Regions from separate parts of the Homo sapiens genome. Here region 1 is linked to region 2. Evidence: read pairs that join two places in POLR2A ChIA-PET (ENCODE). Cell type or tissue: MCF 10A. All regions are shown on one strand. Links, peaks and the distances in the headings refer to the core of each region. The heading gives the core; the rest is flanking DNA.

What was found. ChIA-PET counts read pairs that join two places held together with the same protein. Peaks named below come from ENCODE experiments on the same cell type or tissue, not always from the same donor. Only the 100,000 strongest peaks of a DNase experiment are listed, where the experiment ranks them.
Region 1: POLR2A ChIA-PET joins it to region 2 with 5 read pairs; 2 of 35 experiments call an interaction of 5 or more read pairs at or near these places.

Annotation. Positions count from the first base shown.
Region 1 is chr7:80,276,923-80,292,971 of GRCh38, forward strand. No RefSeq gene overlaps it. Among named protein-coding and RNA genes, the nearest start is that of GNAI1, 150 kb to the left of the region's middle. RefSeq lists an enhancer at 6,549-7,050. In MCF 10A, for the core only: no CTCF peak of the experiment used is centred there; no DNase peak of the experiment used is centred there.
Region 2 is chr7:80,225,968-80,242,016 of GRCh38, forward strand. GNAI1 (G protein subunit alpha i1) reads left to right here. Exons shown (of 8, transcript NM_002069.6): 8 at 1-214. Among named protein-coding and RNA genes, the nearest start is that of GNAI1, 99 kb to the left of the region's middle. In MCF 10A, for the core only: no CTCF peak of the experiment used is centred there; a DNase peak (open chromatin) is centred at 5,914.

The DNA of each region.
Region 1 (16,049 bases), core at 4,463-12,462, 55 kb after region 2:
TATATTAAAAATTATCGAATTGTGAACTTTGAATGTTTGGATTATATTGTTTATTAATTATATCTGTGAATAAATCTGTCAAAAAACCTTCTTAAAGGTTAGTTGCAATGGAGAATCTGAATCCATTTCAATGAACATTTCATACTTTGCAACATAAAATCAATTGATCTATCCAAAGCATGTAAACTTTGATTGGATCTTTGACTTTGACTGGCAGACACCCTAAAAGGGTCTCAGAGACAGCCAAGATCCCCAAACTGCAGCTGGAGAACTGTTGTGTTAAGCTACAGAGTTTGAACTTCAGAAAGGTACAATTTGTTTTTTTTTTTTTTTTTTTTTAAAAAAGCTCTTTCTCAACTTGTGTGAGTTCCTGGAGTAAACTATTTCTGGTTAGGTTGGAAGTAATATTCAAACTTTTTTTTTAGATAGAGTACAAAAACATTTACATTTCTATCAGTCTAGAAATAATGGCAAATGCATGTGAGATGCAGGTCAACTAAGGAGACTAGTGAGGCTGGAAATGAAGATTTTTGGGAAAAAATATTGGATGCTTTTACAGATAAAGCATTTAATACCATGAGAAAGCTGTCTGAACTCAGATAGTTTTGGAAATCTGACTCTGAGTAGTAGTGGGAGAGAAAGAAAAGCTGGATACAGAGTAATACCGCAGGCAGAACCCAGGAAGTTCCTTGTTAATGTTCACCAGACACAGGGAAAATCATTTCCTTAAGAAACAAAAGAGGTGGGGTCCACGTGACTATCCTTGACGTAAATTAACATTCTTTCTCACTTAAAAAGTAGCAATAAATAGCTCTTACTTATATAGCCAAAGGTTAAAGAGTGAATTTTAAAAACATTTTAATGTAATAAGTTATCTATTTTTATGCATGTATAGTCAGGAGAACAACAAAATTGGGCACAATAAAATTGCTGTATAAATATATTGTACTGGAGTAGAAAGAGCAAAAGATAGAAGGCATAAGAAAGATGGACAAGTTTGGGGTAACCATTGCATGCCAAGACTTGATCATTCAGGAGCAAACTTTCCCAACTACTCTGCCAGAAACTCAGTCTCCCGTTGTGATAAAACAGTCTTCACACTCTCATATTTCAGAGCTGACATGTGTTTTATCCTATTTATTCACTCACTCAAGCCACTCTATTATTTAATGACTAAGCCTTCAGAGGCCATTTAAACTTCAGTTTATGTGCTTGTTTGATCCTGGCACAAATACCTTAAAGGTTAATTTAGATTTTCATCGTTTCACTTGAATTTGTTTCTTAATGAGTCATCCTTTCAACTAATATTTATGAACTGTGTACAGGGTGTTACTATAAACAGCAAACTTGCTCTTCCCTTAACAAAACACACTTATAAAACTTTTATCTTCGGGTAAGACTATAAATGTGTGTATACATACCACAGATTGGTGTGTGTATGTAAATACCACAGATTGGTATGTGTAACAGTTTTTAACTTCATAGAAATTATTGCTAGATAAAAAGGTGGTTTTATTGAAAAGGAGCAGCACACTCTCTTTTTCTAGAACACACTGATTCCTGTGAAATAACTTGCAGTATGAGATTGGCTGTTCTTGGACCATATTACAAAAGAGCTTAATTATTAGAGTAAACAAAGGTATGTATTACATAGAGCTCTCATTTATAAAGATGGGGGTCAGAGCTTGGGCCCAAAATCTAATACAGTATCTTCCAAAATTGATTTATGTTCACTTCGGTTTCTCCAACTAAAGAAATATGATTTCATAATATTGAACAATACTCTTTAGTTTCTATGTGTCTTCATTTCTTACTTAAACTCTGTATTCTGGCTTTTATGATTCAATTGTTAGATTAAACAACTCCAACTTTGGTTCCAGGTTTTATGTTTGAAAATTCTGATGTCAAAAATGAAAGCACATTTTCTTAGTTCAAACAACAACAACAACAAACCACAAAGCAGGTTAAATGTATTTCTCTGAAATTAACTGTCACCCTTTTCTGAAGAGTGAACTGTATTTGGATTGTGTGACAGAATGTGCTCTTTTAGTCATGATTTATTGCTGTTGTTGAGACTGCTCTAAGAATGCGATTTCAGGGTATTCTAAAAAATGAATATTATTTTTTAGAAATGTGCATTCAGTTTATTTACTCGTCTGCTTGGCCAGATGATAATATCAGAATGACACTGCAAATTTTTTTGTTATCAGGATTTTAATAAAAATGAAATACAGATAATTCAGGAGTTAGAAAAATTTATTTATTTATTTATTTATTTACATGGTCAAAACTAAAAAGAGAGGACTGCAAGCAGAATCTTGGCTAGAGAAATGCCAGACAGAACTGAACATGCCGAGCACTAGTGATAACTGTAACACTGAAGGAGTGAATGGCACTGTAAAATTGTCTTATGTGCCTTTCATTTGTTTCTTTGATATGTGCCCATTATTTTGCATAAACATGCAAAGTGGAATGTAAACTAGAGTCATAAAACCATAAAATTCAGATCTGGAATCTCTTAATTTTAATAATGAGAACCTCGGACTAATTAGTCAATGTTAGGTCTCTTTATCCACATTTTTCACATATAACTTTATGGAATTTTCAATTCCCTTACACAGATATGTAATTTTATAGACCTCATTATTGTGATGTACATCACAGTGCCAAGTTGACTTTGTTTTCTAATAAAAGCTTTCCTTGCCCTTTTAATTTTTATCTTAGGAAGGAAATGATTGTAAAACTATCTAAATTAATACATTGCCCTTTGGAACCATATTATTGATGCCTCTTAAATAATTGTTTTGTCCTTTAGTGAGGAAACAAACTCCTCTCCAGTCATTTTTTTCTTTGTTTTTCTATTAAAATGATTCGAATAGCCTTGACCTATGTGTGTTTATCAAATGCTTGTTGAGGAGTTATCGTCTAGACTAGCTAGTGAGCTTAAGGACTGAAATTGTGGAACCACAGCTGACGCAGCGCTTGCCTGTGAAGATGCCTGCCAGAAACTATGTTCAAGGTTGCTCCATAAATAGTAAATCTTTTTCCTGTGTAGTCTTTAATAGGAGCTTAAAATGGATTTGTAGAGGGCCCTGTGGATTGAACAACAGGAAATTTTAACCAAGTCATTAATAGCTAATGATGTGAACTGTAGGCAACTATCCACCGTCAGTCATAGGAGTAAGAGGAGACAAAGGCCAGATCAAGGAAAGGGAGGGTGGCAGCTTTTACTGCAGCAACTTCTCACTTCCTGCCTAATATATTTGTTATTCCAATGATAAACATAATTCACTGGCTCATTTACTTTTCTCTTTATTTATTTATTTATATATTTATATATGTGCTTATATATTTATAGTTAAATAGAAATGTTTATTTCTAATAAATACTTCTAAATTTATTGTGTTGTTTCCTTGTGTTTTATATTACTTTAAATAACCATAAAACAGCTTACATATTCCTTTTTACATTTGAAGCAAATATTTGTTGAAATGTACTCTGTTAAGAATCACATATCTGATAAACATCTTGTATTCAGAATATATAGAGAGCTCTCAAAACTCAATAGTAAGAAAAACAACTCCGTAAAAACAGTCAAAAGATTTGAAAGGACACTTCACCAAAGAAGGTAAATATACACATGAAAATATGCCCAATTTCATTAGCCATTTGGGAAGTGTAGGTTAAAACCACAATGAGATACACTAGGTATTTATTAGAATGTTTACAACTGAAAAGTTTGACCAACCAAGTATTGGAGAGAGTGTGAAGGAAGTGGAACACATGTATATTGCTGGGAGGGAATGTAAAATAGTACAACCACTTTGCAAAACAGTTTGTCGGTTTCTTCAAAATATTATACCTACACCTACTGTAAGATTTAATAATTCCACTCTTCGGTATTCAGTCCAAGAGAAGTGAAAGCTTATGTCTATACAAATACTTGTATATGAATGTTCAAAGCAGCTTGATTTGTAATTGTCTCAAATTGGAAACAACCCAAAGGTCCATCAATAAGTGAATGGATAAACAAATTATACGATATCTATAGAATTGAATATTACTCAGCAATAAAAAAAGAACTACTGATACTGCAACAACTTGGATTAATTTCAGAATAATTATTCCAAGTGAAAAATATGACAGTGTTTTCCCAGAGACAATAGTGTTACAGTATGATTCTGTTTACATAAAATTCTAGAAAATACAAACATATCTACAGAAAGATTATTAATTGCCTGGTGACATGGATGAGCGACTTCAAAGGAATACTAAGAAACTTTTGAGAATAATATACATGCTCATTAACTTCATTGTTATGATATTTTTATGGGTACATACATATAGATATGTAGTGTGTCAAAACTAATCAAATTGTATATTTACATGTGCCCAAGTTATTGTATGTCAATTATATCTCAATGAAGCTTTTATGTGACCTTCTTTGTTTAGTAATTTATTAATAAACACATCTAGACAATAAAGAATCTGTAAGAGATCAGAGGCTGCCATGTTTGAACTTTATCCTCAGTTCAATTTGTATCAAGACTATTTTAGAGGTATCTTCCTAAACTCCTCCTCTTTCTTTTCTTTCTTTTTTATCTTCTCCTGTTCTTCGCTTTCTCTGACTCGTCTTTTCTCCTCCCTTGCCTCCTTTATCTCCTGTTCCTGCTCTTTTCCTTCTTAATCTAAAAAACTTCCAACTTAGTTTCTCTTACATCCCATTAGGGTCTTTTTCTTTTCCATTCTTTTCTGCATTTATGCTCAGCATAATAAGCATTGCCTATGGACATGCCTGTGGTTCTTGGATTTCTGCAGCCATATGAACTGTGTTGCATCTTGTGTTGTGCGACAACAGATCAGAATCAAAATAATAAAAACACGCACTATTGAATTTCAGCTTAAATATCACATCTTCAAGGAGGTCTTTTCTCACCTTACACTCAATGTGGTTCCCAGCTCTCCTTTCCCACTGCTTTCTGACTCCATCTAACATAATATTTTTATCCTTTATTGTGAATATTCATTACATATGAGCCTCCCCTTTTGATTTGCAAGATCTCTGAGGGGGATCCTTGTTTGCTGTGAAATACATGCTAGTACTGTATTCTCTGCTTACTGTGAAGTAAATGCTAATACTTTATTTGAATGAATTGAAAGGATACTGATTAGATTAGACCAATCTTACCCAGACTATCTTGGATAAATTATGACCAGAAACCCCAGAGAGAATTCTTCTTAGATCAATATCCACCTACTATATGGTACTAAATCAAGTAATAAGGAAATAGTTATTCATTTACTTGTTTATCAAATATTTACCATAGGGTACTGAATTTTTCCCTAAGGAATACCAAGAATAAATAGACATTTCACCTGTCCTTATTTACAGTATAGTTAAAGCTATATATAGTATAGCTAAAACCTACACATTAAAAGACAACTAACAATGCAAGAGAGCATGTGAAAACTGCTAATGAATGTAATGGATAGATCCATTAGTTATTCAGAGCACCTAGAGATCACATAAGAACAAAGTAGTCAGGGATCACCGGGAGACCACAGGAGTATCATCTGGACGAAATTAAATCTGAGACGCACTTTGAAAAATAGATATCAGGAAATTTGAGGTTTGTTTACTACTTTTGGAGACTCAAATACACAAGCTTAAACACAAAAAGAGTTTATGTTCTCAAGTGAAAAAAGTTTAGAAGCTGTGATAGAATCTGGTTGGAATTATGGCTTAAATTAATGTTCCATGAAATCATCAGAGATCATGATTTCTTTTCTTTTTCTGTTCTGCACACATGCTTTCTATCCTCAAACATATCTCATGGTGTAATATGCATCTAGCCATTCATTGCATTACATTCTTAAAGGCACTAGGATATAAAGAGTAGGAGCACTATGTTTTTTGCTATTTTTCTTCCTGTTCTATATATAGCATGTATAACCATGATGATATGGCTTGGCTCTGTGTCCCCACCCAAATCTCATCTTGAATTGTAATCCCCACGTGTTGAGGGAGGGATCTAGTGGGAAGTGATTGGATCTTGGGGGCAGTTTCCCCCTGCTGTTCTCCTTATAGTGAGTGACTTCTCATGAGGGCTGATGGTTTTAACGTGTGACACTTCCCGTCTCTCTCTGTCTCTGTCTCTCTCTCTCTCCCATCACCATGTACGACATGCCTTGCATCCCCTTCACCTTCTGCCATGATTGAAAGTTTCCTGAGGTCTCTCCAGCCATGTGGAGCTGTGAGTCAATCAAACCTCTTGTTTATATATTACCCAGTTTCAGGTAATATCTTAATAGCAGCATGAAAACTGGCTAATACAGAAGACTGGTAGCAAGAGTGGGGCACTGCTATAAAGATAACCTGAAAATTTGGAAGCCACTTTGGAACTGGCTAACAGGCAGAGGTCAGAACAGTTTGGAGGCATTGGGAGAAGACAGGAAGTTGTGGAAAAGTTTGGAACTTCCTAGAGATATATTGAATGGTTTGATCAAAATGCTGATATTGATATGGACAATGAAGCCCAGGGTGAGGTGGTCTAAGGCTGAGATGAGGAACATATTGGCAACTGGAACAAAGGTCACGCTTGCTATGCTTTGGCAAAGAGACTGGCAGATGATTTAGGGTATCTGGCAGAATAAAGCGCTAAGCAGCAAAGCATTCAAAATGTGACCTGGATTTTTATGAAAGTGTACAGCCATTTATGTTCAAAGAGATGATTCGGGATTGGAACTTTCGTTTAAAAGGGAAGCAGAGCATAAAAATTTGGAAAATTTGTAGCCTGACCATGCAGTAGAAAAGAAAAATCAATTTTCTATGGAGAAATTCAAGCTGGCTACAGAAATTTGCATAAGTAATGAGGAGCCAAATGTTAATAGCCAAGACAATGGGGAAAATGTCTCCAGGGCATGTCAGAGATCTTCGTAGCAGCCCCTCCCATTACAGACATGGAGGCCTAGGATGGAAAAATGGTTTCATGGGCGAGGCCCAGGGCCCTACTGCTCTGTGCTGCCTGGGGACATGGCACCCTGAGTCCCAGCAGCTCCAGCTCCAGCCATGGCTAAAAGGGGGCTAAGGTACAGTTCAGGCCATTGCTTTAGTGGGTGCAAGCGCCAAGCCTTGGCAACTTCCATGTGGTATTTGGCCTGCAGCTATGCAGAAGGCAATAATGGAGGTTTGGGAAACTCTGCCTAGATTTCAGAGGATGTATGGAAACACCTGTATGTCCAGGCAGATGTCTGCTGCAGGGGCAGAGCCCTTGTAGAGAACCTCTGCTAGGACAACGTGGAAGGTAAATGTGGGGTTGGAGCCCCCACACAGAGTCCCCACTGGAGCACTGCCTAGTGGACCTAAGAGAAGAGGGCCACTGTCCTACAGGCCCCAGAGTGGTAGATCCACCAACAGCTTACACCGTGGGCCTGGAAAAACTGCAGACACTTAACATCAGCCTGTGAAAGCAGCTAGGGGACTGTACCATGCAGCTCCACGGGGACAGAGTAATATACATATATATATATATATATATATATATATATATATATATATATATATATATACACACACACACATATAAAATAAGGAAATGTACAGCTATTTAGTAGTTAAGTTAATGTGATAGTTATAGAACCAAAATAATAGAATTAGTTATTGATATGTCAACTACACTGAAAAATTTTTGAACAAAATTATTACTTGAATTCTGAAGCTTCCTTGTATCTTAAACATTCTTGTGTAGAATACCCACACACCAATAACTGCATTTTTATAAAGAACTTTAAAGCTTCTTTTATTGTTGCTCCTCTCTTTTTATGTAGGAACAACTGTGTGTGTGTGTGTGTGTGTGCGTGTGTGCATTCTTTCATTATTTAGATAGTGAGGTTGAGTAAATTACCTTGATTAATTGGACTTAATGTCTACTAGAACATTTTTTCAGTTTATTTTCTTTGGCTAGAACACAGAATAAAAAGTAGAAAACAATAACCCTTGTACTTTAAGTAGAGCTTCACTACATTAAATAGTGTATTTGATGGCAAAACCAGGCTGTAAGCTGAAATTCAACTTCAAATTCTTTGCAAACTCATGTCACCCTGTTCTGTTCTATGTTAGGCAATTGACCCAGCAGTAGCCAGATAAAAGGGCTTAGCATATGAGTAATTTAGACCACATCTGTGAAACTCATATGTATACTCTGCATGCATCATAAGCTTTTCCCAAAGTAGAAAATGAAATAAACAGAGATAATTATTGCTGCTGAAAAATTCAGTGCTCTGCAAGACAGATTTTATTTTAACTAGTGCATATTACAGTACATTTATGGAACAAAAGACAAGCTTATGTTTTTAGATTTTGTTTTCACATTCTGTGTGCCATGAATATTTTCTGACCTATGCATAGTAAATGCAATAGGGTGTTTTTCCTGCCTCCCCTTACTTTTTCTCTCTAAAAGATTAACATTAAAGGAAAGCATCGGGGTTACTTTCATTTACTTATCAAACATGTGAACATTGATTTTAGTTATTTAACCTTTGCTGAAGAAATGTAGAGGCATATATGGAGGAAAAAGAATGTCAAACCAGTGCAGAATCCTTTTTTATACAATACTGATGAGAGTGTGGATAAACTGACATTTTAATACAGTCATGGCAGAAATGTAAATTTTTCAACCTTTTTAGATACTAATTTAGCAATATCTACCAAATTTCAACATGCACATAAAATTTGGCCCAGAAAATCCACCACTAGGAATTTATCTCATGGATGAATTTACACAAGTATTAAAAGATACAAGGATATTTACTGCAGTATTGTTGGTTTTAACAAAACAATGAAAAGAAATGTTCATTTGTAGGAGAATGGTTAAGTAAACTACTTTTTGTAAAAGCCAGCTAATGAAATAGATATTTATGTGGTGACCATGATGAAAATAAAGTATGCATATGTACTCATATGTATGTGCTTGTATGTTCACAGAAACTTTCTTGAAGGGTGCATATGGAAGAGTTAGCAGTAGATATAACGGGAAAGAAAAGAATTGAAATTTTCTTGAAGGGTACATATGGAAGAGTTAGCAGTAGATATAATTGGAGAGAAAGGAATTGAATTTTTCTTGAAGGTACATATGGAAGATTTAGCAGTAAATACAATTGGAGAGAAAGGAATTGGTTAGGTGAAGCCTTTTAATTTTCTCTGTATTAATTCTTTTCATTTTTGTTTTTCCATAAGCATATACTATTTGAAGAATCATAATACAATATTTATTAAAATTGTTTTAAAACATAAGATTGATACTTTTTTGAAATGCTTAATATGGTTTGGATCTGTGTCCCCACCCAAATTTTATGTTCAGTTGTAGTTCCCAGTGTTGGAGGTGGGGCCTTGTGGGAGGTCATTGAATCATGGGGGTGGATTTCCTCTTTTGGTGCTGTTCTCATGATAGAGTTCTCATGATATCTGGTTGTTTAAAAGTGTTTGGTACTCCCCCCTTACTCTCTTCCTCCTGCTTCGGTCGTGTAAGATGCACCTTCTTTTCCTTCACTTTCTGCCATTATGGTAAGTTTCTTGAGGCATCCCCAAGCAGGTGCCAGCGTCATGCTTTCTATGCAGCCTGTAGAACTATGAGCCAATTAAATCTCTTTTCTTTATAAATTACCCAGTTTTAGGTATTTATTTATAACAGTGCAAGAATGAGCTAATACACGCTCAAAAGCAAAAGTCCTTCAGATATCAAGATTCTAGATTTTCCCAGCTTAAAATTTTATAATTACAATAAACATCATGGAATATATTTTGAACCAAGATAAAAGAATAGAAAAAGGACTCTAATACTAGCAACTTGATCATTGGGAAAAATCAAGAGTAATGGTAGTAGGAACTTGACCAGTCAGCAATAAAAATTGATTCGAGGATTATTTTTAATTATATTTATCTTATTAACTATGATACTTAGGATTAATATTAGAATTATATGAACTTTCTCTTTTCTTATTGGTAGTGAGAAAACATAAATTGCAGCCATGTTTCTTGCATGTAACAAATGTTCATTAAATATTTGTTAACAATTTAATAAGCCTATATAAAGACATTCAATCATTAAATCAAACTGTAATATCTGACCTATGATTTTATACTAGTAAAAGTTAGGGGAGAGAGGAGATGGAGCAAGATGGCTGAATAGAAGCCTCCACTGATCTCTACACAAAAATCACCCTCAAAAGGACCAAAAGTCATGACACTAATCACAGTACCTGGTTTTAACTTCATATCACTGAAAGAGGCACAGAAGAGGGTAGGAATGACAGCCTTGAATTGATAATGCCTTCCCCTGGCAGTGGCTGCATGGCATGAAGGGAGAATCTGTGCATTTCACGGGTGGAGAGAACAGTGATTGTAGGACTTTGCATTGGAACTTAGTGCTGTCCTGTCACAGTGGAAAGCAACAGGATAAGAATTCAGCTGGTGCCACAGAGGGAGCATTTAGACCAACTCTAGCCAGAGGGAAATCATCCATGCCAGCAGACAGAAATTGAGTTCCAGCAAGCCTTGCCACTGTGGGCTAAAGTGCTCTTACATCCTAAATAAACTTGAAAGGCAGTATAAGCCACAAGGACTGCAATTCCTGGGCAAGTCCTAGCATTGTGCTGGGCTTGGGGCCAGTGGACTTGGGGCAGGGGGGCACATGACCTGGAGAGACACCAGCTAGGGCAGCCAAGGAAGTGGTTGGGCCACCCTTCTGCCAACCCCAGGCAGCCCAGCTTGCAGCTCCAGCAGAGACGCCTTCCTTCCACTTAAAGGGAGGAGAAGAAAGAATGAAGAGGACTTTATATTTCAACTTGGATATCAGCTCAGCCACATAGGATAGGGCACCAGGCAGAGTCCTGGAGCTCCCGTTCCAGGCCCTAGATCCCAGTTGACCTTTCTATACACACCCTGAGCCAGAATGGAACCCACTGCCTTGAAGTGAAGGACCCAGTTCTGGCAGGATTCATCACCTGCTGATTAAGAGCCCTTGGGCCCTGAATAATCAGCAGCAGTACCCAGGCAGTACATGCCATGGGACTTGGGTAACACTCAGAAATGTGCTGGCTTCAGGTGTGACCCAGCACATTCTCAGCTTGGTGGCTACAGAGAGGGAGGAACTCCTTCTGCTTGAGGAAAGGAGAGAGAAGAGTAAGGGGATGATGTCTTGCAACTTGAGCACCAGCTTGGCTACAGTGGGGTAGAGTATCATGTGGGATCTTGAGGTCCCTAATTCCAGGCCTTGGCACTTGGACAGCATTTTTGAAACTGCTCTCGGCCAGAGAGGAGCCCACTCCCTTAAAGGGAAAGTCCCAGGCCTGGGAGCATTCACCACAAGCTGAATGAAGAGCCCTTGGTCCTTGAGTGAACATTGGCAGCCTGGCAGTACTCATTGTGGACATCAGGCAGTGGTAGCCATGGGGAGAGACTGCTCTGCTTGTGGAAAGGGGAAGGAAGAGTGGGAAGGACTTTGTCTTGTGGTTTGAGTGCCAGCTCAGCTGCAGTAGAATAGAGCACCAGATAGGTTCCTCAGGTTTCTGACTATAGGCCCTGGCTCCCAAATAGCATCTTTAGACCACCTGAGACTGTGGAAAACTCACTGCTCTGAAGGAGATGACACATAACTGGCTGAGTCTACCCCCTGCTGATTGTAGAGCCCTGTGGCCTTGAGTAAACATAGGCAGTAGCCAGGCATTGGTTACAGTGGGCCTTAGGTGAGACCCCGTTCTGTTCTGGCCTCAGGTCTGACGCAGCACATTCCCAGAGGTGGTGGTCACAGGGGTGCTTGTGTCATCCCTCCTCCAGCTCCAAGCAGCCCAGCACACACAGAGAGAAATTCTGTGTACTTTGGAGAAAGTAAGGAAAGATACAATAACAAATCTGTCTGGTTATCCAGAGAATTCTTCTGGATTTTTACACAAGACCACCAAGGTGGTACCTCTATGAGTCTGCAAGGGCCACAGCATTACTGGGCTTGGGGTGCCCCCTAATGCAGATATGGCTACAGTGACCAAAAACTTAGATCACAACACCCAAGTCCCTTCAAATACCTGGAAAGCCTTACCAAGAAGAATGGGTACAAACAAGCCCAGACTGCAAAGTCTACAATAAATACCGAACCCTTCAATTCCCAGAAAACTGATGAACATCCACAAGCATCAAGACCTTCCAGGAAAACATGACTTCACCAAATGAACTAAAAAAGGCACCAGGGACAAATCACTTTCAGACAGAAAATTCAAAATAGGAAACTCAATGAAATTAAAGATAACACACAGCAGGAATTCAGAATCCTATCAGATAAATTTAAAAAATAGATTGAAATAATTAAAAAGAATCAAATAGAAATTCTGGAGTTGAAAACTGCAATGAACATACTAAATGCATGAGAATTCTTTTAATATCAGAATTGATCAAGGAGAAGAAAGAATTAGCTGAAAAATAGCTATTTGAAAATACACAGAGGAGACAAAAAAAGAATAAAAAAAAAATGAAGCATGCCTAACAAGGTCTAGAAAATAGCCTCAAAGGGGCAAATCTAATAGTTATTGGCCTTAAAGAGGAGGTAGAGAGAAGGATGGGGTAGAAAGTTTATTCAAAGGGACAATAACAGAGGACTTCCCATACCTAGAGAAAGATAGTAATATCTGAATATAAGAAAGTTATGGAACACCAAGCAAACTTAACCTGAAGAAGACTACCTCAAGGCATTTAATAATCAAACTCCTAAAGGTCAAGAATAAAGAAAGGATTCTAAAAGCAGCAAGAGAAAAAAATATATATGTAAATATATAATGGACTTCCCATATGCCTGACAGCAGACTTCTCAGTGGGAACCTTACAGGCCAGGAGAGAGTAGTATAACATATTTAAAGAACTGAAAGAAAAGACCTTTTATCCTAGAATAGTATATCCAGTGAAAATAACCTCCAAACATGAAGGAGAAATAAAGGCATTCCCAGACAAAAAAAAAGCTGAGAGATTTCATCAACACTACACACCTGTCCTACAAGAAATGCTAAAGGGAGTTCTTCAATCTGAAAGAAGAAAATGTTAATGAGCAAGAAGAAATCATCTGAAGGTACAAAATTCACTGGTAATAATAAATACATGAATATCATAACACTGTAACTGTGGTGTGTAAACTACTCATATCTTGAGTAGAAAGATTAAAAGATAAATTGATCAAAAAGAATAACTACAACAACTTTTCAAGACATAGGCAGTAGAATAAGACATAAAGAGAAATAAAACACATAAGTAGAATTAAAAAGCAGTTAGATGACATCAAAGTGTAGAGTTTTTTGTTTTTCTCTTTTCTTCTTAGTGAGTTCGGTTTTTATGCAATTACTGTTCAGTTGTCATCAATTTAAAATAAAGGGTTATAGATATTATTTGCAAGCTTCATGGTAATTTTGAATAAAAGAAATCTTTTAACAGATACACAAAAAATAAAAAGCAAGAAATTAAAACAGACCACCAGAGAAAATCACCTTCACTAAAATGAAGACCAGAACAAAGGAAAAAAGGAAGAGAAAACCAGAAAAAAACAACCAGAAAACAAATAACAAAATGGCAGAAGTTAGTCCTTACTTATCAATAATAACATTGAATGTAAGTGGGCTAAACTCTCCAATCAAAAGACACAAAATGGTTGAATGGATAAAAAGCAAGACTCAATGATCTGTTGCCCACAAGAAACACACATTGCCTATAAAGAAACACATGGAATGAAAATAAAGGGATGAAAAAAAGATATTCCATGCCAATGGAAAGCAAAAAATAGCAGGAGTGGAAATCAGACAAAATAGATTTTAAGACAAAAACTATAAAAAAAGACAAAGAAGGTCATTAAATAAAGGTCCATTCAACAAGAATATAACAATTTTAAGTATACATGCACCCAACACTGGAGCACCCAGATATAGAAAGCAAATATTAGTGCGACAGAGAGAGATAGGCTGCAATACAAAAATTACTGGAGACTTCAACACCCTACTTTCAGCATTGAACAGATCATCCAAATAGAAAATCAACAAAGAAACATCAGACTTAATTTTCACTACAGAACAAATGGACCTAATAGATATTTACAAGAGAGATTAGCACATAATTGGGGTTTTATTCCTGATACAAATAAGAAAGGCAAATCTAGTGAAGAAATTTGGACCTCTCACTGCTTATAAGGAATTGAATCATGAGAAATTGTGCTTAATTTTGTCTTCAAAATGATGGGTTTATAATTTAAATGATTATGTTAGTTTTCAGTCATAAGTCAGGATTGAGTGAGTTTGGGATTCAGAAGCTTTTCCTGGGGCCTAACTCCTGCTGGTTAGGTTCATCTATAATGAACCAAGTGGGCTACCTCAGGAGTAGATGATGGTTAAAATGTTTTCTTTTTATGCATATTGCCTACTATATTTGTCAGTTTAAAAGATTGGTGTTGGGACACCTGGATTTGTGCCCTTCAAATTATACAAACAATCAAAAAGCCAAGATAAATAACAAACAAACTCAGTTTTTCTCACACTTCTTATTTATGTGAAGTGAAGAGATGTGGAATAATGCCCTTTTCACCTGTGGCAGGTGGGTGTTTTTCTTTGTTTGTTTGTTTTTAATTAGGATCTTGCTGTCATTCAGGCTGGAGTGTGGTTGTATTAGTCTATTTTTACACTGCTAATAAAGACATATCTGAGACTGAGCAATTTACAGAAGAAAGAGGTTTATTGGACTTACAAAATTCCACATGGCTGGGGAGGCCTCACAATCATGGTGGAAGGCAAGAGGGAGCAAGTCACATCTTACATGGTGGCAGCAGGCAAAGAGAAAGCTTATGCTGGGAAACTCGTATTTTTAAAACCATCAGATCTCATGAGACTCATTCACTATCGTGAGAACAGTGTAGGAAAGACCCACTCCCATAATTCAATCACCTCCCACCAGGTTCCTCCCACGACACATGGGAATTGTGGGAGTTACGATTCCAGATGAGATTTGGGTGGGGACACAGCCAAACTATATCATTCTGCCCCTGGCCCCTCCCAAATCTCATGTCCTCACATTTCAAAACCAGTCATGTCTTCCCAACAGTTCCCCAAAGTCTTAACTCATTTCAGCATTAACTCAAAAGTCCACAGACCAACATCTCATCTGAGACAAGGCAAGTCCATTCCACTTATGAGTCTGTAAAATTAAAAGCAAGTTAGTTACTTACTAGATACAGCAGAGTTATCGGCATTGGGTAAATACAGCCATTCCAAATGGGAGAAATTGGCAAAAACAAAGGGGCTACAGGCCCCATGCAAGTCTGAAATCCAGTGAGGTAGTCAAATCTTAAAGCATCAAAATCATCTCCTTTGACTCCATGTCTCACATCCAGGTCATGCTGATGCAAGAGGTAGGTTCCCATGGTCTTGGGCAGCTCTGCCCCTGTGGCTTTGCAGGGTACAGCATCCCTCCTGGCTGCTTTCATGGGCTGGTGTTAAGTGTCTGCAGCTTTTCCAGGTGCATGGTGCAAGCTTTAGTGGACCTACCATTCTGGGGTCTGAAGGATGGTGGCCCTCTTCTCACAGCTCTACTTGGTAGCGCCCTAGTAGGGACTGTGTCTGAGGGCCCTAACTCCACATTTTCCTTCCACACTGCCCTAGCAGAGGTTCTTCATGAGTTTGCTGCCCCAAAGCAAACTTCTGCACGGACATCTGGGCCTTTCCATACATCCTCTGAAATCTAGGCAGAGGTTCCCAAACCCCAATTCTTGACTTCTGGGCACTGGCAGACTCAACACCATGTGGAAGCTGCCAAGACTTGGGGTTTGCACCCTCTGAAGCCACAGCCCAAGCTCTACATTGGCCCCTTTCAGCCATGGCTGGAGTGGCTGGGACAAAGGGCACCAAGAACCTAGGCTGCACACAGCATGGGGACCCTGGGCCCGACCCATAAAACCACTTCTTCCTCCTAGGCCTCCAGGCTTGTGATGAGAGGGGCTGCCGTGAAGACCACTGACATGCTCTGGAGACATTTT
Region 2 (16,049 bases), core at 916-8,915:
GGGAATAAATTCATTTATAATTAGTTGAAATTGTCCAGACACATATTTTAGAAAAGTATGTTATTTTTGTTTTAAGTTTGGAAGAACCTGAATGATTAAACCTGATTTAAGTCCCTCTAACAATTATGAAGAAAAAAAAAGACTAGATTTTATATCAACTTAATTGTCTTTTGGTTTAAAATTATGTATCCAATAAAGACATTTAAAAAGTAAATTTATGTCCATATTATTTTTAATAATCCAGCCTTTGAAAAAAATCATTGGCCGGGCACGGTGGCTCAAGCCTGTAATCCCAGCACTTTGGGAGGCCGAGGCAGGCGGATCACGAGGTCAGGAGATCGAGACCATCCTGGCTAACACAGTGAAACCCCATCTCTACTAAAAATACAAAAAAAAATTAGCTGGGCATAGTGATGGGCGCCTGTAGTCCCAGCTACTCGGGAGGCTGAGGCAGGAGAATGGAGTGAACCCAGGAAGCTGAGTTTGCAGTAAGCCAAGATTGTACCACTGCACTCCAGCCTGGACGACAGAGCAAGACTCCATCTCAAAAAAAAAAAAAAATCATTTTTTAATCACATCATGTTCCTATTTATACACATCATTAAGGTAATTCTATTTTTATCTCTTGTATTAAGTTGGTTGAATGCACTTTATTTAAATACATTATGGTTCACATGGAAAGCAGAGCTTTACATGGAAGAAAAGCAGCATCAATCCTACCTAATTTCTTGGGATCCAAGTTTTTTTTAGGACTGTGATTTTTCTTGGCATTAAGTATGTGGATAATCAAAATCAAGGATTATTCTGTTTACTAACACATATTTGACTGGCAATCTCAGGCCAGGGCTGTTTTAAACACGACTTATCTCAAATTTAGCGAAAGAGTTCACTTAAGTCATATAAACGCTTCATCTTTTCTAATTAAGTGTTATCTCTTTTTTCCATGAACCTTTGGCAAAAATGTCCTTTGTGTTTAGCTACTGTCAAGGACAGTTTGGAAGCATTTGACCCGTTAAGGAAAATACAGCTGCTATCTCCACTTATAGACATTGTGGCAAAGCTCTAATGAAAAAGCAACTTTAAAAATGTATATGTTTCTTCTAATAACTCATTTCACCAAGTCAATTTAATACTTTTAATTTAGGTCTGAAAAGACTAAGGACAACATTTGGTGTGGATAGGTTTTTAAAAATTTTGCCACAGAGATTTGGACAGAACAAAACTATTATATTGACATTATTATTTTTACTCCAAACCCTGTTTTTCCACAGTATTTAGGAATAAGAGTGTAAGTGTGTGAACTCAGGTGTCATTTACTTTTCAAATGACAACTTAGCACCTTTGCTGTGAAAAGTCCCATTTAGGGACACAAAACAGGAATAGTAATGAAGAGGCCAGACTGTCTGAAACTGAATCCTGGCCCTGCTGCCTCCAATTGTGTGACTTTGAATAAGTTACCTGGCCTTTCTATGCCTCAATGATTTCCATATAAAATGAGGATAACATTAGTGCTGTCCTCCTGTAGTTGCTGCAGGGACTCATGAGTTATTAATGTAAGGTGCATGATGTGTGCCAGACACATGGTAATTGTGATGGAACTTTTAAATATAAATTTCATCATAGTGATGTTGGTGATGATGACAAATATGAAGAATAGAGAGGAAAAGAAAACGGAGATAGACATTTAAGTAACTAATTGTAATTCAAGGCAAAACAAAATGGGTTTGGTGACCGTCTGTTCCAGCACAGTTCCAGTTTATCTCTATTGTCACAGCATGATTATTAACTTCATCCCATTGCAGTCTCAGAATGGATCTATAGTCCTGGACATAAGAGCAACCTGATATGAGAGGTCACAGGACAGACTTAAGGCCTTACGAAGGAAAAGACTTTTGAACTGACCCATAAAAGGAACAGGGGCAGAGAGGGAAAGTCATTTCTCTGTCTGTTGCCCAGCTCTTCGTGAAGGGGAGCTAGAAGAAGCTACATTTTCCTTTAGTTTTCAGCAGAGCAGAAAAAAATTCCAAACAAGACTATATTAATGTTCTATTGCCACTGTAACAATTTACCACAAAATTACTGGTATAAAGCAATATAAATTTATACACTTAAATTCTGGAGGTCAAAAGTCTAAAATGGGTCCATGGGACTGCACATCATCTAGAAGCTCTAGGGGAGAATCTGTTTCTTTGCCTTTTCCTCTTTCTAGAGGCTGTTCACATTCCCTGGCTCATAAGCCCTTCCACTGTCTTCAAAACCCAAAGCCTATCCTCTTCCCTCCAATCTCTGCATCTGTCCTTACATTTTCTCTATATGTGTTCTGACTCCTGCCTCTTTCCTATAAGGACCCTTTTGATTACACTGAGCTCATCTGGGTAATCCGGAATAACCTCTGTAATTTAAGAGGCTTAATTTAATCACACGTGTAAAATCCCTTTCACCCTATAAAGTAACATGTCCACAGCTTTCAGGAATTAGAACATGGACAACTTTTGGTGGGGGCGGTGTGTTATTCAGCCTACAACCGAGACTCATTTTTCTGGTATCAACAGTACAGTATTTAAAGTCAAATATCATCCTATTAAAGATGAAAGGTTCAATGTTTTAACAATCTCAGGCGCAGAGCTGTCAGCTAACTGCAGTTTCCAAAACCAGAATCAGGAATTCTCTGAGTTACTTTAATGTGACTTTTTAGCTATATGTTTAGGAGAATACCAGTGCAAGAAATCCTCATTATCTGAGAGCAATTGGTAATGGAAAGGATTTTAAAGTTAGACCCTTTAAAATAGGAAGAGAAATTCACAATAAATAATCATAAACAAGGTTGACTGGTTTATTTTTTGACAAATGAAGTGTAACATTCTAAAAATATGCTTTTTGTGCTTAACAAAATTTAAATTACAATTTCAGTTGTGCTCTGATTTGTTGAACAAAGAGTAAAGTAAGTTGATTCTTTTAGTATGGTATTTTTCAAAAATGTCAGAGCATGACTGCCTTCCTATTTGGCTTTCACAGAATGATCATAAAGTGTTATTTCTGAAAATACATTTGAGGACTTTCCAGGTTTTTCAAAGACCTCCCTTAATAATTCACTTCTGAATAATTTTGTTATCATTCTTATATTCTTTATTTTTAAACAATTCTCATTCTGTGTCTTCATTTTTTATGGGCTTTGATTAAAGAATTTCTCCAGTATTACTTTCATCAATTACATTAACAATATATTCACAATATTTCTAATTTCACTAACAGTTTATTTGAATCATATTTGCACTGAACATCAAACCACACAATGCAAATAGAATAATAAAACTTGGATGGGCAAAGATGTTGCTGTCATTGGTATGGCTGTGTACTCCTATTAATAGAAGAGCACTGCTTGAGCAGAGACTAAATCAAAAGTTCCGAATGAAATTTTCATTATATGATGCCTTTTTCTTCCCCATGCAATCTTTTTTTATAATGGGTAAATCAAATAATAAATACCCAGGTAATCAATCTAGCCTTTTACTTGAATAGAGATGTTATAACTTGAGGGAAAAAAGTTGGGACTAAAAACTCCATTTAATTTGTCAAAATTATGTTTTTTATGTTACTATTATAATAATTATATTCAATAGTGTAGTGATCAATTTCTGACAATTTTTTCCTTACCCATAAGCTCCATGAGGGCAGTAATTATGTCTATAATGTTCACTATTTTGTCCCAAACACTAAGATACTGTTACAGAATAGGCAGTCGTTCAATTTTCAAGCAGGAAGCAAACCATCAAACATAAAAGATGGTTATGTTGAGCAAGTACTCACTTATAGCTATAATATTTACTATAGAGAATTTGTTATATCCATGTGAACCTAGAATTCATTGTAGAAAGTGGGAGAATTCAATAAAAATATTTTGTCACTAAGACTTAATGTAGAAAGAAGTATAATTTCTTCTCCTTATACTTTGAAGAACATTCTTGGTGGTAATTCAAACTCAACATTTCCCACATTTTTCCACTGAATATAGTATTATCCAAGATAGGTATTTGGAGAAAAGGGAAATTGTTTCATCAAACAAATTTGTAAATAAACAACATACTATACCCTCCTCTTAAAGTTCTCTAAGTCTTGCTGCAAAAAAAGAAAAATGTTTCATTGGCTATGTTTATTTGATAAGGAGACATCAACTCCCCCTGCCCCCCAAATACCAACAAGGACACAATGAGTATACTTAGAATAGTTTTTAAGTACTTCCTGCATTTTTCTCCTCTTCCCACACCATCTCTATTATTTTGAGCTTTAAGAACTTGGCAAGTAGAGAATGGAGGGAAAAAATAGAAAAGTAGGTGAAGAAAAGAAGAGAGAAAAAAAGAAGAGTGGAAATGTTCAATAAATACAGATGGGTGAACAAGAGGCTGTACTCTGGAGCCAGGGTTTCAGGGAGAGGAGAGACTTAGTAAAACTGCTGGAAGAGGTGGGTGGTTTTCATCCACAGGAAGGCTTTTTCAGGAGGAAGCTATCCAGTGTTTAAGGATATGGTAATAAATGTCTGTGGTTGTTTGCAGAGAACAGCTAAGAAAGAGTTGGTATTTTGGTCCTTCCTCTCAGAAAGCCTCTTGGATTCTTATCCAAATGAGTCTTCACCCGCCTAGAGTTTTGTGAGCCAGGGAGTTAAGGGATAGCCATGGAGATTTACGGACTTTCACTTATGTAACTAACCCCACCTAAGTGAGTCTTTATAAAAATTGTTTATGAAATTGTATATGTGTTTGTGAATGGGTATGCACAACACATAATGTATAAGATACGCATGCATGTGTGCATATGGAATATATGTAATATATGCATGTATGTCTTAAAGAAGAATAAAGCAAACACTTGTGTTCTCTATGATATATGAAGTTACAATATCTGGAGGCTACCATGTGCCTGTCCCTGATCAGTCCCTGATCACAGCTCTCTCTATTCCCTACAGAGCTAAGCAGGATCCTGAAGTTTGTGTTCATTGTTCCTTTGTGGTTTTTTAAAATTTATCACATATGTACATACTCTTTATATATTTTTCTTTTTTTTTTTTTTGCTTTTTTGAGATGGAGTCTTGCTCTGTCACCCAGGCTGGAGTGCAGTGGTGTGATCTCAGCTCACGGCAACCTCTGCCTCCTGAGTTCAAGTGATTCTCTTGCCTCAGCCTCCTGAGTAGCTGAGTGCCTCTGGGACTACTGGCATGCGCCACCATGCCTGGCTAATTTTTGTATTTTTGTAGAGGCAAGGTTTCACTATGTTGGCCAGGCTGGTCTTGAACTCCTGACCCCAGGTGATCCACCGGCCATGGCCTCCCAAAGTGCTGGGATTACAGGTGTGGGCCACTGTGCCCAGCCCTGTTTTTCATTTTTTAACTTTAGATATATGACCTCCAACTGTAGGTGTCCTTCTACAACTTGCTTTTGTTGTTATTCAACATTGTTTGTGAGATTTATCCATGTTGGCATGTCTTGCTTTTCATATACTTTCACTGGTAAATTTTAATTGATTGTATGAGCATGTCATAATTTATTTGGTAATTCTCTATTGTTAGACATTTTGATCATTTCCCCTTCTTTGGTCAATACTGCTGTGAATCCACTCATCTGGAGCTGCTACTTGGGGAATGGAAATATTTGATACAAACATACTTGTATCTTGAACTTGGCTAGATGTGAAATTACTTTTCAAGGTGGACATAGCAATTTATACTCCTGTGCACATTTTATAAAACTTGCTGTTTATTGTTATACTCAAGAGCACTTGGTATTGTTAAAGTCGTATCCAATATGCAGCAGGGCAGCAAAATTTGCACCATGATCAGCTGCTAGGGAGACAGCTTGTGAAATTTTGAGCATACTCTCTAAAAACATGTCTGCACTCTGTCTCTGTGAGTCAGCATGAGTTCAGCCCCAGCCAGTCTGTATGGTGTCCTGTCTTAGGAAACAATGTTTGAGAACAGAAAGATTTGCTTAAGATCTTTATTTGAAACTGAAAGATGGCCACCACTCCATCCTGTGCAGGTATCTGGATGAGCAAGGGCGTGTCTGCAAGAGGGGGAGAAACCTCTGACTGTGTGAGATGCACATGATCAAATCAATGGTGTATGGGGACTCATCTAACTTTACAGTTCCCTTTTCCTGTTTGGTATTTGGAAACAGAACTAATCTCTCTTTATATATGTATTGAGTTAGCCCCTTGGTTTTTGGACATTTCAGTGTGGGGCGTGAGTATAGCGGGCTATCTCAAAAAGGGAAATAGAGAATCTCACGAGGTATAAGGAAGAAAACTTGAAAGCTTAAGTGACTATCTGAAAAATAAGAAGTGTGATTGTATTTATGCTGCAAACAAGTTAAACAGGTGTTGCCAAGTCCACAACAGGTGATGTAGAAACCCTCCTTTTGCTTCCTATTTCATTCATACTAAATCCAATTTAAACTTCTCTCATAAACTGTACCCTAACGCAACCCTCTCATAACTAGCCAGCTTTATTTCTCACAACTCCCTCCAAAATTTCATCTTGTCTCATCAGTTTGGTCTCAAAGCCTTGTGAATATGCCAAGGTTTATTGTCAATATTTTCCTTTTTCTGGCATGACCTTCTCACTTCCTTCTCTGATGTAAGTAGTCTGAGGTTATACTCAACAACTCTTCCTTAAATCACAATAGCTGCAAGCCTTCACCAACCTTGCTTATAGAAATTCTAATAGATCTAAGGACCTCGCTTTTCTAGATATTCCCAGTATCTTCTTGTGGTGAATTATGAAATGTTTCCCATTGGTCTTACACTTCATGATTCCAAGGAAGCAGTACCTCAAAGCTCCTAGAGGTCAAACTTCATTTCCAAACCCCTTTTGTCCAACAGTTGACCATGATCCATGTGGCATTGCCAATGATTTATTGCCGTTCTTCTCAGTGGTGCAACTGGACATACACTATCACTGATAACTTTGCTATAAGTCCTAATAATTCTGCAAGCCTATGACTCACCTGAACACCAATCATCTCTTTCTGAATTTCTGGTACTACTGCTGTCCCACATGCTCTCCAGGATCCTGAAGAAAACTTCTGTCAATGGCTCCATCCATTTCCTGGCTCCTTTTTGTGAAAACAGGGTGACTATCCATTAGTCAACACCCACTTTGTAAAAGAAACCAAACATAAATTCAAGACAGTTTAATAAGTACGTATTAACTCCTGTAACTGGCAAGTCTGAGCATGGGGTAGACTTTGAGCACATTGTGATCTAGAGTTTCTAACAAAGCTGTCATTCATACTCAGCTTTTCTATGACTCTGGGCTCTGCTTTCCTCTGTGCGATGGTTTCATTCTTATGCAAGCTTTTTTTCCACACGGTAAGAAAAATGGTTCCTGTCAGCCTCAAGTCATTATTCTCTATAACTTATTAACCAAAAGAAAGAGAGTCTCTCTCTTTCCCAGTGTCTAGCTAATCTCATGGGGGACTGAGACAGGTATTTCTGGGATCATATGTCTAGCCCTTGGATTATCCCCCTTGCTAATCAGGAAGGTAAGTTACTGTGATAAGCTAGGCCAGGTCTGGGGCAGAGCCCTGTGGCTAGAGCTGGTGGAACTATGTAATTGACAGGCCTCCTCAGAATCACACCAGATGGAAGAGGAACATTTCCCGAGGAAATATGATGAATGAAGCATGCATGCATGCATATGTGTGCATGCAGACACATATACACACAATATCCCCTGGAGTCTTCTTGATTAAGCCCAGTTAGGAGTTCTACACACTTCCATGGCCCTACATATAAGAGCTTTTTAATGGTTTAAGCTCTTTCTTTCTTACAGTACAACTTGTCAAACTGTCACTCTCTAAGTTTTCCCTCAATGCTAGAAGGACTGCTTAGAAAGTTCTGGAATTAAGTGTGTAATGTGCCTGAAAAGTCGCTTTCTTCAAATAACTTAGACCTTGGCACTAAGTATGGTTCACTAGCCCAGCTTCCCTTTCTGAGGTAAATTTCTTTTTGAGGAAGAGAAGCTTGAGGAAACATAAGCTTCATTTAATAGGTTCCACTTGTGTCAATTAGGCTTTTATGCATTTAAATCTCAGTGATCAAGGTGTCGGTGCCTTTTCCCCCTGGAGGCTCCTAAATATAAATGAATACGTTGGGTAGAGTTGCTCATAAATCCACCCACTAGCACCCAGGTTCTAGCTTTGGAAATAGATGGTGCCTCACTCCAGTGCTCAACACAAGCTGAGCCCCATGTTTTAAAACTCCAATGAGGTCCCATATTATTTTCCCAGGGCCCATTTAGATCCCTCCTGTATCTTTAACTTTTCCAGTGTTTATTTCAGCTGACATTGCTCTACAGTCTCCCTGAACTGTTAGGCATTTATAGTCCTTACAATTCAGAACACCCATCCAGCACAGTCATTGTATGTTCAACAAGAATGTGTAGTTATCGAAAGAGCCATACCTTATACATACAATACTGCATGTTGTATGTGTTTAATACATACTTTTAAATAGTCTTGAAGATACACACATCGGTCACTCATTTTATATATACATTTTTTAAGCTCACAAAGTTCACATAGTTCAGAAAATAATTCTGAGCAATCAATTTCCTGAGAGATAGAGGAAAGCTCCCAGCAACACTCCCCGTGATTTTCCTCAACTTTCTTGGAGTGAGATATGTACTGATGCATTTAAACTAATGCTTTTCAAATTGTTTCACTGACTATTAATTCTGCAAGATGTCTTTCAAAATATTTCCAAAGAAATGTTTACTATTTCTCCCTTTGGGAGATTTACAAAGCACATCACCATAATAAAGATTCTGAATATGACTGCATTAGAGAAAGCTACTTAATTTAACACAGCACCTCACAAACTTGTTCCACCAGAGAAATGAATTTATATGAAACATGTATTAACCTCTTGTACATTTAGCGCTTGAGGAACACAGTATGAGAAGTGCTAATAAATTGAGAGATGTAGACTTTTTTTAATGCATCAATTGCATCTCAAATGTTTGCCAGTAAACAGTTACTTTATGTAAGATGGAAAGGAAGGGATTAAAGTGTTAGGATGGTGTAAGAAAAAGGACATTTACCTGGGAGATCAGTTTTTCTGGGCCCTATGTCTATCATAGCACATTTAATGTGCAATTTCACTTCTGATCCTATATTACCTTATTGATTTTATTCTTTGGTTCACTTCTTGATGATTTTTAATTTGTTATTTGGTTGCATTACCTGTGTTTAGGTTGTTTTAAATTCATCCTCTCATTTACTCAATAAAAGTTTTTTCAAAACATATAACCTCTCTGCTAGCTGTGGTAATGAAAAATTAACAATAGATACATGAAAATACCTTCCCTAATTTTCCAGCCCACTGGAGATTTCAGTAAGCAATTACCGCAAGCTATAAAAATTCTAGGGCTTTCCAGAGAGTGCTATCTCAAGCTCAAATAATCAGGTAAGTTTTCTTGGAAGAAATTGTATCAAAGACTTGAAGGATGAATGAGTGATGGTGAGGTGACCATCTGTCAGAGGCGGCGTTCCAAGTAAAGAGAACAACATGTGTTCTGCTGATAAGAAGAGAGAAAAAAACATGCTGGGTTCAAGAAACCTAACATTTAGTACGGCTACATCATTGAAGGGATTCAGGGAGGGGAATAGTTGATAAAAGATAGATGAAGCAGGGCTATTACACAGAGCTTATGCAGTGCTTTGCAAGTCATTTTAAAAAGTTTGAACACAATCAAATTTGCATTTAGAAAGATAACATTGACTACAATGTGAAGAATGGGTTGAAAAGGGATAAAACAGAGCAAGCAGATCAGTACTAGCGGTGTGTTTAATAATCCAAAGAATAGTGGGCTGATTTTTAAATCGAATATACAAGTTTCTAAAATGGAGCAACTCAGATGAATGCCACTCTAGTAGCTAGGTGTGGGAATGAAAAAGTAACAATAGATATACGAAAATATCTTCTTAATGTTCATCTTCTTTCTGGCTCTTGTAGCTTCAGCTATTGAAATAGGAACAGCAAGAAAGCAGGGTCAACGAAAAGGGGGGCAACAGTTATCACCACAGATTAGTATATGCTTAAGACATGGTAAGAAGTTGATCTATGGAACAAATATGTGTAGCTTATACCAGTGTCTCTCTATCCTGCCTGCTCAACAGCCAGAGAGCTTTGGAAAATTCTGATACTAGGGCCGAGATTCTGATTCAATTCAATTCTGATTATCTGGTTTGGGGTCTTATAAACATCCCCAGGTAGGATTAGAAGGCGAGAGTGAGATCCAATGAGAACCAATGAGTCTACAGATAAATTCAGACCTATCTATTTTAGCTTTGTTAATTTACATTCCATAGTCAAAGGTAGTTTTCCTCAAATTTTAGCAGGCATTAGAATTACATGGGAGGCTTGTGAAACTCAGATCGATGGGCCCTACTCTGAGAGTTTATGATTCAGTAGGCCTGGGTGGGACCTGAGAATATACATTTATAACAAATGCTCAGGTGGTGCTGCTATTGTTCCAGAAACCAAGATTTCAGAACCACAAGTCTAAGAACCACTAGTCACTTTGGAAATAAGAACTTCATAATTTCTTTTTTGCTAGTGGAACAATATTTTCTTATTTTATTCTTTTATTTATTTAGATGTTTGGAATTGTTTTAGTTTCCCACCTGTGCACTGCACACCAAAATGGAAACAAAATTGAGAAACTATGATATGCTTTTATTTTATTATAGACATGAGAAGTAAATACAGGGCTTAGAAGAATTTCCTCAAAATATTTTCTATGCTGAAATTTCTTTTAAAAAATTTATTCTGATTCAAATAAGGAAGGAAACCCACATTTTAAACATGATGCATATGCCGTGGGAGAAAATATAAAATAATCTGATGATTCACCACTGTTCATGATTTAGCAAAAGCTTGCCCACCATAGTTACTAGAGTGGCATGTCTGCCTTATGTTTCTCTCTGAAGTGAGTCTACAGCTTATACCAACACCCAGTACCTGGGGTTGGCTGGCTGGCTCACAACTCACAGTCAGAATCAACTACATTGTAGTCTGTGCTAATGAGTTATTTTTATGTGACATTATTGTTGTTCTGATTTTTTAGGAACCTTGGTTAGTTTATAAAAGACTGTTTTTTAACAGCAAAATATTACCAAGAAAATTTTGATTTCATAGTCAAATCTGACATGTTTCTCAAACGCACACAAATCATTTCAAAGTTTTAATTAAAAGTAAAATCTACGCTAAAAAAACTGCACATGGATTAATCACATCAATTATAATTTAGAAATTATATACAGACATGTGTTGCTAAATTGGGAAAAGTTCTGAGAGATATACTGTTAAGCGATTTTGTTGTACAAAGATTATAGACTGTACTTCCATAAACCTAGATAGCCTACTACACACTTAGGTTATATGGTACAGCCTATTGTTTCTAGACTACAAACCTGTACAGCATGTTACTGTAGTGAATACTATAGTGAATACAGTAGTGAATACTGCAATGTTAACACAATGGCAACTATTTTTGTGTCTAAACATAGAAAAGGTATAGTATAAATATGTTATAAAAGATAAAAAATGGTATTGTGTATTGATCTGTTCTCACACTGCTATAAAGAACTACCTGAGACTGGGTAATTTATGAAAAAAAGAGGTTTAATTGACTCACAGTTCTGCAGGCTGTACAGGAAGGATGGCTGAGAGGCCCAGGATACTTAGAATCATGGAAGAAGGCAAAGGGGAAGAAAGTATGTCTTACCATGCTGGAGCAGGAGAAAGAGCATGAAGGGGGAAGGGCTACATACTTTCAAATAACTAGATCTCGAAAGAATTCACTCGCTATCAGGAGAACAGCAAGGGGGAAATCTATCACCCTATGGTCCAATCACCTTTCACCAGATTCCTCCCCTAACATTGGGAATTACAATTCAACATGAAATTTGGGTGGGTCACAGAGCCAAACCATTACAATCTATATAAGACACTTATCATAAATAGAGCCTACAGGCCTGGAAATTGCTCTGGGTACGTTAACGAGTGAGGCCTGGCACAGTGGCTCACACCTGTAATTCCAGCACTTTGGGAGGCCAAGGCAAGAGGATGACCTGAGGTCAGGAGTTTAAGACCAGCCAGGCCAACATGGTGAAGCCCTGTCTCTTATACTAAAAAAAAACAAAAATTAGCCGGGCACTGGTGGCTGGCACCTGTAATCCCACCTACTTGGGAGGCTGAGGCAGCAGAATCGCTTGAACCCAGGCAGCGGAGATTGCAGTGAGCAGAGATTGCACCATTGAACTCCAGCCTGGGCGATGAGTGAAATTCCATCTAAAAAAAAAGTTAATGAGTGAGTGGTGAGTAAATGTGAAGGCCTAGGATATTATTGTACATTACTATATATTTTATAAACTTTATACTTAGACTACACTAAATTTATAAAAATATTTTTATTTCTACAATAATTTAACCTTGGCTTATAAAGTAACTTTTAACTTTATAAACATTTTAATTTTAAACTTTTTGACTCTTTTGTAATAACATCTTAAAACACAAACATTGTACAGCTGTAGAAACTATGTCTTCTTTCTTTATATTTTTGAAAGGTTTTTCTTATTTTTAAATTTAAATTTTTTTTTTTTTTTTTTGCTTTTTAAACTTTTTTGTTAAAAACTAAGACATAAACATACACATTATCCTAGGCCTACACACAGGGTCAGGATCATGAAGACGTCACTAGACAGAATTTTTCAACTCCATTATAATTTTATGGGACCACTGCTGTGGATGTGGTCCCTCATTGACCAAAATGTCATTATGTGGCACACGACTATATTAAATTTTAATATGAATTATTAGAAATTTAAATTTTTTCATAAAATTAATTCTTAAGGAATATAAGAGCCACAATGTCAAAGGTCTTAGCATTACCCTTTCTGCTTAGCATGTAACATTTCTTGTGCCTATTGGTGAATGAAGCATTATGGATAGGAAGAAATTTTCATACTGAATAATTTCCCAAAAATACATTTTTTCAGAATAAGTTTGGCATGTTTTTTACATACCATACATTTTTTTCTACCAATATCATTTTTAGCAGTAACAAAATGAAATCTACTCAATGCCCCAAAACGTAATGATCACTATAGATTTTACTTCTAAAAATATACCAATATGAAATATCACAGGAAGTATGGCTATAAAAGCAAAACTCTCAAAATAAAATGAAATGTTGCAGTTTTGAAGTTAAAGAGCCAACTGACTTCTTCTCAATTAGAAAAAAATCTGGCTAAGCAGATGGATCCTGTACTGAGAGCCCCAAGGCCAACAGACTTGGCTTTATTGGACCATGACCATTAGCCATAGCTATGCCCTTTTCTTGTCATTAACTCATATTACTTTACCAAACTGGAATATTCTAAAAATAAGGTAACTATTATATTAGTTTTTGGGAGCATCATAAAAACTGACAGGAAAAGCCAACAAACCAATACTGTTTATTACTTATCATTCCAGATTGTCACCAAACAACATGAGAAGTTTTCATCAATTTTGGATGCTTGCCGAATTTCATCTTTACCCCAATTTTTCTTGATAGTCCCTTCTTTAATAAGATGGTCCCTGTAACCTCCAAAATTCCATTATGAAAGAAACAATATTGTTTCCACAATCTTGCTATTGTGAAAACATGCACTTAAGAACTCATAATTTATCTAGAGCAGTTTCAAAATGTCAGGGTAATAGGAAATTATTTTAAAATATGTTAAAATTGCAGACAAAAACCCTGTAACCTCTGTAAGCTCCTCGAAAACTTTACTGTTGATTATTTAAATTATCATTTGTGTCAGAATTTGTGGAGTATTTAATTGCCAGCCAAGTAAAGAAACGTTTACTACCAGTACCAGTACAAGACATTGCACTAGATACTTTTCAACATAGATTTAATTTCATTCTGAGTACATATATTATCTATCATTACTTATTCATAGCTTAAGAAGATATATTTTAACTCAAAACAATAATAGAAAGCCTCAATAGTTAAACATATATTCCAAATTAGCCATTAATAGAATGTAAAGATTGCATTTTTACAATAAAAAATAAAGAAAATCTATGACTAGAATTAGACGTTGAGACAAAATAGGATGTTATTGGATATTACACTTTGATGTTTTAAGTATTTATGCCAACAATGGAGATAAACTTGAAATATTTGTCTCTAGCCAATGCAACAAATGCATGGTGAACATGGAGTCCCAAGAAAGGCTGTATAATATTATTTACGGTTTTTGGAAGTGGCTATAGGTTGATAAATAAGTAATTTAATCATAGCACTTTAGAACAGGAAGAGAAATTAGAGATAATCTACTTCCACATGAAGTAGATTTATTTTACCCATGAAGCACAGAGCTAATACCAGTAATGCTTGTAGGTCTACTTTTGTTGTATTTACACTTGAAGTACAGATAGCACATCTGATAACACATTCTCATATAGTATAGCGTAAACTTGGAAAGAGTTTATTCTTGGCTTTCAAGCTTTTGTGTGCTGCTGTGTTTGTTAATGCCCAGAGATCCCATGCAATAAGTCTGAATGGAACCCAGGTATCTGCAATTTCAGTGGACACTCATAGTGATTGCGATGCAAGTCATCTTTGGTTAGTACTAATGAAATACAGAACTATAGAATCTTAAAGTTCTAAAAAGGGATTTTATGTTGAGTAAGCACACTTTTCCAAACAACTCACAGTTTTTTTCTTATTCAAATATGTTGCTTTTTCTTTTCCTTTGTCAACTCTAAGGAAAAGGGAATGTTGTTTAAACAAGAAGCCTGGAAGACCCTAGAGCGGTACATTTGACTCACTTCCTGCACTTGACTAAGAATCAGAATCACTTGTAAAAATACACATTCACAGGCCCTTTTCTTGGAGAGTCTTATTTATGGGAAGATATATGGTAGGACACACAAATCTCCAGTTTTCAGAATCACTCCTGGTGATTTTGTTAACTCACCCAATTTGAAAGCCCAGCCATGATCTGTTATATTGGAATATGTTTCAGTGGTTCTCAACTTTGGCATATAGGATTAACTAAGGGTCTCTGTGAAACCTAGAGTGTTAGACTCCAACTCCAGAGCTTCTGAATGTGTAGGTCTGGGGTCAAGAATTTGCATCTCTCCCAAGTTACCAGGCAATGCTGCTGATGTTTCAGGGATGACACTGAGAACAACTGGGCTAGATGATGCTGTGCCAAAGCAGATAATTAACAGAAAGTGCCTAGAAGTTGCTGCAATACCTCTGCCAAAACCCACAATTTGCCTCCTGTTGCCTAAGAACAATATTATGCCCTCTACTTCTTTTCTTTCTTCCAAATCTCAAGCAGGTGTTTCTGATTAGTGGAACCCAAACTGGAAACTCCTGGTAGAGATTCTGGTACCTGTAGTTCCCAGGCTTATAGCTGTTACAATGTTTGGGTGCAGCTGGAGCTAGACTGGAGGCTACAAGAGGGAAAATGATGTTCAGTCACCAATACATAACGTAGCACAAACGTGCAGGTAGGTTTTCGTAGTAGTTGGTCCCAAGCTAAGGAAGTCAGTTAATTCCTGACCGTACTCCAAATGTGAAAGGGCCAGTAGGATCTGAGGGTCTGGAAAATGGAAAAAAATATAAGACACTTAAAAGAGAGAAACGAATTTTAGAGTTAGGTGATCAGGATGAGACCCGACTGCCCAATATGACTAGTAATATAGACTCAATCAAGGCCAAAAAGAAATCTTACCAATGAAGAAAGGCATTACACTTTTGACAATGCACCCAAATGTAGAAAAGACCTGGACATCTGAAAACTATTATATGTATAAGTGATCAGTAGACAGAACAGGAACTGGAAGCAAAAACAGATTGCAAGAAGGGCCAAAAATCTGTGTTAGGGAAAAAGTATGCACAGAATAAGGCATACTTCAAGTGAGAGTACAAGAGAGAAAAGAAAACTGAAATCTGATCTGAATATACAGAGGTCTCACATTCACCAGGTAAA